Regions from separate parts of the Homo sapiens genome. Here region 1 is linked to region 2. The links are chromatin contacts, found by Hi-C or POLR2A ChIA-PET in ENCODE. All regions are on one chromosome and are shown on one strand. The core of a region is the stretch at or near the end of the contact, and the rest is flanking DNA. Distances in the headings are between cores, read along the strand shown. Region 1 holds the start of ZNF484 (zinc finger protein 484). Region 2 holds the start of NINJ1 (ninjurin 1).

The links. Hi-C counts contacts between places; a loop is a spot of excess contacts on that map. ChIA-PET counts read pairs that join two places held with the same protein, here RNA polymerase II (POLR2A). Pooled maps may share reads with other maps.
Region 1: a map of Caco-2 shows a loop between it and region 2 (37-fold over the local background). The contact joins the promoter of ZNF484 here to the promoter of NINJ1 in region 2. A Hi-C loop is called at or near these places in 1 of 168 maps with a recorded cell type or tissue (Caco-2), 2 of 37 single-sample maps with no recorded cell type and 12 of 50 pooled maps. POLR2A ChIA-PET finds 5 or more read pairs at or near these places in 1 of 52 experiments (activated naive CD4-positive, alpha-beta T cell).

What each region holds. Positions count from the first base shown.
Region 1 is chr9:92,876,634-92,879,852 of GRCh38, forward strand. It overlaps ZNF484 (zinc finger protein 484), which reads right to left and starts at 1,405. Exons shown (of 5, transcript NM_031486.4): 1 at 1,257-1,405. RefSeq lists enhancers at 1,160-1,695, 1,209-1,648.
Region 2 is chr9:93,132,859-93,136,377 of GRCh38, forward strand. It overlaps NINJ1 (ninjurin 1), which reads right to left and starts at 1,393. Exons shown (of 4, transcript NM_004148.4): 1 at 1,285-1,393. The coding sequence starts at 1,359. LOC124902212 (a long non-coding RNA gene) reads left to right here and starts at 154. Exons shown (of 3, transcript XR_007061665.1): 1 at 154-735. RefSeq lists enhancers at 598-647, 2,107-2,703 and silencers at 938-1,187, 1,358-1,587, 2,088-2,137.

The sequences.
Region 1 (3,219 bases), core at 155-2,654, 260 kb before region 2:
TTCTTTTTGGTTGAAAAAAGGGATCCTATAATAATACCACTTAATACATGAAAAAGGATAAAAAATGCACTAACCATTAAGTGTATGTATGCCCATCCCTCAGATGCACAAATAAAATTAGCAAAAAAGCACATATAACTGCAAAATGAACTATTAAAAGTGATTTTTATTGTATCTCCTCCAGAATATGAAACAAGTAGATCAAAATTAGGAAAGATAAAGATTTGAAAAATACCAACAAGCAAGACTTAATTAAAGAGAATTTTGGTCCATACAACAAAATATAATTTTTCTTTTATATCTGTTGAACAAAGTTCATTGAGTAACTTGGCTTCAAGGAAAATCTTGATAAATTGTTAAAAGTTGAGACTTGATAGTCTGCATTTTCTGACAATACAATAAAATAAAAAACAGCTAAAACATACTTTAATAATTTGGGAATGAATAAACTCTCCTAAATAACTAAGATTCAAAGGGAAACATCAAAATGAACTTATGCATTTCATAAAGATGTACTTAAAGAAACTTTACAACCCTAAATGTATCCCGCATAAAACTTAAGAAAATAAGGGAAAGAACAACAAATTACATCAAAAAGTGGGAAAAAGAGAAAGTACCTAAAAAGAAAAAGAGAAAAAAATTAATATTAAAAGAGTAGGGAGTATTTTATTGGACATTTCAAAATGTCCAATGAAACAGATAAACCTTTCAGACGCTTGATTCTTTTTAAATAGAGAAAGAATGAATGATATATAAATATAATAACCGTAATGATAAAGGAGCTACTAGTCTGGATATGAAAGAGAACAAAATGGAAATGGAAACATGCAATTCTATGTAATATATTCTTTAAATCTTTAGCAAAATATATCATTATAATGAAACAGAAACGAAAATATAAACAGATCGGTACGTATAAAAGAGAGGAAACTAATTAAGATGTGCATCATTCACACTCCTCAGATCCCTCCTTAGTTCCCATAGTCATCCTCCCCCACAACCCCACAGTCCGCCCTCACTCCGCCCTCAGATCCACCACCAGACAGAGACCCCCAGTCCGTCCTCACTCCGCCTGCAGATCCACCACCAGAGACCCCTCAGTGCCCCCTCACTCCTCCCTCAGATCCACCATCAGAGATCGCTCCGACTTCCACTATTCCATCCACTGACCGACCCCATCACTGACCGGAAGGCTCAGGACAGACATCAGAGATTCTTCTTGCTCAGTCCACAGATGCTGCCATCCCTCTACTCACCTGCCCCTCACCCACGTCCTCTCAGGACAGTGGTCATTTGCCTCGGGAGGTGACTATAGTCGCAAGAACCAGAACAGGACCCACTTCCTTTTTCTCAATGCCTCCCAGGCCTAGAGGTACTTCTTACAGCGCTGCCTGGGTTTGCGCATGCTCAGCAGTCTTCATGGCCTGAAGGTTGCCAGTAATCAACATGGCGCTTTGCCAAACACGCTCCCGTTTCAGCGGCTTAGGCTGGGCGCCAGTATGGCGGCGCCCATGTAGACACTCTGGCCTGTGGGCGGCCATGTTGAGGTCATGTAGAGACTGAGAGGCTGAGGGTTGTCCAAAGGAAAGGAAGCAAGCAGAGGTGTGTCCCATCATACTAAGCCAGGACACAATCAAAGCCTATCACCTCAGGTTACAGTCTTTCTCCAATGCTTCTGTGGACACAACAACACTGTTAATCAACAGGAACTAATCAGCATTTATGTAACACCGCAAACGCAGCCGAATACACATTTTATTCGTGTCGATGGGACATTTAGCAAGATATGAAGTAACCTGGGTCATAAAACAAATCTCAGCAAATTTGAAACAACTGAAATCATACAGTTTGTTCTCTGAACACAATAGAATTAAACTAGAAATCAATAACAGGAAGATAAAAGGAAAATCTCCAAACACGTGAAAACACATGCTAAATAATCCATTGTTCAGAGAGAAAGTCTCAAATTTTTAAAATACATTGAAATGAATGAAAGTGAAAGTGAATGAATTTTTAAAATACATTGAAATGAATGACAGTGAAACACAACATATCAAAATTTGTGGGATGTGGCTAAATCAGTGGTGAGAGAAAAATGTATATACCACTAAGGGCTTACATTAGAAAAGAAAAAAATTTCAAAGCAATAACCAAGCTCCCTCACATACTAGAAAAAGAAGAGCAAAATAAACCGAAGGCAAGTGAAAGAAAGGAAATAATAAGGATAAGAAGATGACTCAATAAAATGTAAAAAGAAAAATAGAGAAAAACCGATTAAACAAAAGCTGGTTCTGTAAATGTTAATAAAATTGACAAATCTGTAGAGGAGACACAAAATATCAATATCCAGAATGAAACAGGAGATACCACTGTAGACCATGACGAAATCAAAAGAATAAAGAGAATACTACAAACAACTCTACAAACATAAATTTCACAACATAGATGAAATGCACTAATTCTTGAAAAAGCACAAATTCTCTCTTACATGAAATAGTTATGTTGAATAGCCCTAGAACTGAAGTCATAATTTGAAATATCTGAAAAAGAAATCTTAAGGCCTGGATAGCTAGATCAGAGAATTCTAACAAACATTTAAAGGTTAACACGAATTATATCCAGTCTCTTCCAGAATAAAAAAAGAATAGAAAGAAGACAATAGAAAGATATTCCAACTCATGAGGCCAGTGTTACTCTGATATCAGAGCTAAAGACAGAAGAAGAAGAAATCAGTATTCTTCATGAATATAGATGGAAAAATTCTCAACCAAATAATAGCAAAAATAATTCAACAATATATAAAAATAACTACAAACCATGAACAAGTGATATTTATTCCAGGAATAAAAAGCTGTTTTGGTATTCAAAAATCAATTTGTGTAACCCCCCACATTAGCAAGCTAAAGATAAGCATATTACATGATTATATCAATGCAGGAAAAGAATTTGAGAAAATTCAACACCCATTTATAATGAAAAAAAAACTTTCAGGAATTAGGAACAGAGGTAAACTTTCTAACTTTTAAGTTAGAAAAAAATCTACAGCTAATGTCAAACTAAAAGATGAAAAAGACTGAATGCTTTCCTGTTCAGTTTGGGAAGAAGGAAAATATGTCTGTGCTCATCATTTTTATTCTACACAGTTCTGGAAGACCCAGTCAGCTGACAAAAATTCTCTCCATAACCAGACTCTAGCCATGCTCCTTTGAACTCTCTTGT
Region 2 (3,519 bases), core at 143-2,642:
GGTTGGGGGAGGAGCAGTATCCCTTCCTTTCCAAGGCGCTTCCAAGCCACTGACCTGTTTATTACCTGACTTGCTTTCCCCACTTCCCTGAAGGCAGGAGAGACCCTTTGTTCTCTCTTTATAAGACCATGTCTAAAAGGCCCAGCGAGGTGTGGCAACTTCCCAAGGACACACAGCCGGAGGAGCCCCCTGCCTATTGCTCCAAAGTGCTCACACACTGGGGCAGGGCCAGGTCGCTGGGGTCCCGCACACCGGTCAAGTCCTGCAGTGCGACAGCTCCTCTCTAACCTAGGAACAAGTGTCCATGCAGCCCCAGGGCCATCCTATCCCGTGGCTCATGGGGCCCCGCCTCCCCGAACATGTCCTGTCCCCACAGCACCGGCCTAGGACTGTTCACCAGCGAGTGGGCAGAGTGTCTTTGCCCCAGTCTGGTCCACGCCATGGAGAGGCCTGGAAAAACCCAACAGGCTGCTGTTCCCTGCCCCCATCCCTGAGGGGGTTAGAAAAGGAAAGAATGTTCAAAGTAAACAAGTCACCAGAGGGCCATGCCAGGACCTTGCAACAAACACAAGGTGCTCAGTAAGTGCTGAGTCCTGGGATGAAGAATTCTGAAGCGGGACCACTACCAGGGCCTGCCCCCTGCCCACAGCCCTCCCAGGCCGGGCAGGGCAAGTTCTGGAGGGCCGGTGGCGGCATACACTGAAGGCTGTGTGACGTTTCTATTTCTCAAGGCAGGTGAGTGGAATAGGGACCACAGCGGGCCCCAAGTTCCCCCATCAAGGCACGCATCAGATTGTGTGGTCAGCGTGGGGTGACGTAACTGTCTGCATGCAGCTGGTCTGGAGCCCGGAGGCTGTGACTCCCCTCCGCCCGCCTCCGGGCAAAGTGCGCGGAGGAGCCGGCACGGCGAGGCTGAAGTTAGAGAGGCCCGCGCGAGAGTGGGGGGGAGGTCGGGAAAGCCGGGCGCCGGCAGTCCTTAGCCCGAGGAGCTGCGCCGAGGCCCCCTCCGCCGTGCAGCCAAGCGCGGGCGCTGCTTAGTGGGGCTGGGGACGCCAGCCCGCCCTGCGCCCCCACGCCCCCTCGTCCCGCCCACTTGCCGGGGGTGGCTGGAGCTCCCGGGGGCATCGTTCTGACCCTGATGGGGCGGGAAGGACTTGGCCTAGAGCGGGACGTCCCCCAACACTCTGCAGTGCGGACGCGGCGCACACAGGTGCCCGGGGAGCCGCGGCGCCCCGAAAGGACAGGGCCTGGCAAGATCATGCAGCGGTGGGGGGAAGGTCTTACCGAGGCGTCCGGGGAGCCGGGTGTGCCCGGAGGCAGGCCGCCGTTGAGCTCGTACTCCTCGGTTCCCGAGTCCATGGTGCGGCCGCCCAGGCCGCCAGGATCCGGGCCTGAGCGCGCCCGAGCCTCAGCCGCAGGCTCCAGCTGCGCGCCCGCCCCCGGCCCGCCCCCGGCCCGCCCGGCGGCGAGCTGCTGCCCCAGACTCCGCCTCCACCCGGGGCGGGCCCGGGGCCTGGAGGCTGTACGCTGAGAGCGCGCAGTTTGGGGCGACCCCAACCCCTCGGGCCTGAGACGGTCCCGCGGGGCCCCACAAGGGAGGGGGCGCGACGCCGATGGCCCCAGAGGACCCTGCGCTGCGTCTTGCTCTGAACCTCCGTCGCGGACACTTTTAATCCACAAAATGAGGCCAAGAACGACCTTTCCCTGGCCACCAGGCAAACTGCATGAAAGCGAGCGGGCGTTGCCGCTGGCGCCCACGCTGGGTTTTTCCCAGGCGGGGTTCGCCCTGGGAACCGCAGATCGCTCCAGCACAGCGCCTGCTGCGCCCCTAGTAACAGCGTCAGAGAGTCCGGGGTTCCCCTGATTGCGGGCCACGCTGACACAGGGCTTCCCACTCCCTGACCTTAGGTTTTCCTGCCTGGGAAATGGGGGTTATGAGGGCACAGACTGCTGGAGGGGCTGGGGGAGGCACAAAGGGGATGAACGTGCGCTGACTCATGGGCCCATCTGTGCCACCTGTGGCAGGGGGTGGGCTGGGGGCAGCACAGTGCCCAGAGCCCTGGCCAGATGCTAGGCGGGCCCCCACCTGTTGTATGATTGAAGTGGTTGTTTGGTCTCTGTTTCTCCATATGTTCATTCCTCAGCACTTTGCCCATCTGGGGGCCTGGGGGTCGAGAGCATGTGGCGGCCACCCTGGGAGGCCAGGGGAGTTCATCCTGACCACAGCATAGTCAGCTTGCGGCAGTATGGCCACTCTATTTCCAGAAGGGCAGTGGAAGGAAGGCCAGCTCAGACCCCAGGCTCTGTCCAGTCAGGCTGCCACCGGGACAGGAGGTAGGAGTGAGTGGGCATGGGCAGGGCAGCAGGATTGCGCTTGCCCTGATCCTCCAAACGGGGTCATCCCATGAAGGAGGAGCTGTCGTGGGCCCACTTCACAGCAGAGAAACTGAGGCTCAGGCTGTCACTGCCCCAGCTCTGCCTCAGAGGGGATCTGCAGGACAGGGTCTGGCACGGTGGCCCACGACGGGGATGGTTGCTGTTGTCCTCGCATAATCAGGGCACTGTTGGCACACCTGAGTGTTCACCAGCAGCTGGAAATCCAGCACCATTCACACAAAAAACTCTCTCACAGTATGGGACAAATCCCTATTCTGGGGGATAGTGCCTGCCCACGAGGGCTCAATTCCTGGAGGGGCAGGAGGTGTGGGACCACAGAGAAAATACGTCACACCCAGAAAGGGCCCTGGGAGCTGCAGGGGAGCCCTGAGACCTTGGAAGGCCAAGGGCGTGTAGAGAGGCCCCGAAGTAGGAGGGCTTGGCAGGTGGAGACCCCGTCCTGAGAGTATTCTTTCCTTTGTGCCATGTGGGAGCTCCTGCAGTGTGGTTCATCATTCCCATCCTTTTTTTTTTTTTTTTTTGAGATGGAGTCTTGCTCTGTCGCCCATGCTAGAGTGTAGTGGTGCGATCTTGGCTCACTGCAAGCTCCACCTCCCGGGTTCACACCGTTCTCCTGCCTCAGCCTCCTGAGTAGCTGGGACTACAGGTGTGCGCCACCACGCCCGGCTAATTTTTGTATTTTTGGTAGAGACAGAATTTCACCATGTTGGCCAGATCACCTCCTGACCTCAGGTGATCTGCCCGCCTCAGCCTCCTAAAGTGCTAGGATTACAGGCATGAGCCACTGCGCCTGGCCCCATTCCCACCTTCTAAGAGGAAGCCGGGAGGGTCGCAGCACCAGTGACAGTTGGGACATCAGCCTCGGGGTTTGTAAACCTGCTCTGTGCTGGCCGTCTGAGACCCTCTCCCAGCCTCAGTTTCCTCAGCTCCTGGGGCTGCTGGCAGGACGTGTGGGTGTCAGGGCTCAGGCAGGCTGCAGCGCTGGAGTTCCCTCGTCTGCTCCGTCATCCTCATTTGAGTATGTAGTGTCTGTTTTCCCCACTGTGCTCAATGCTGTTTACCCAACTGTTCTCTGCTGGATCCAACCCAGGACAAGTCTTAAAGGCACAGTGTACCCCGTGT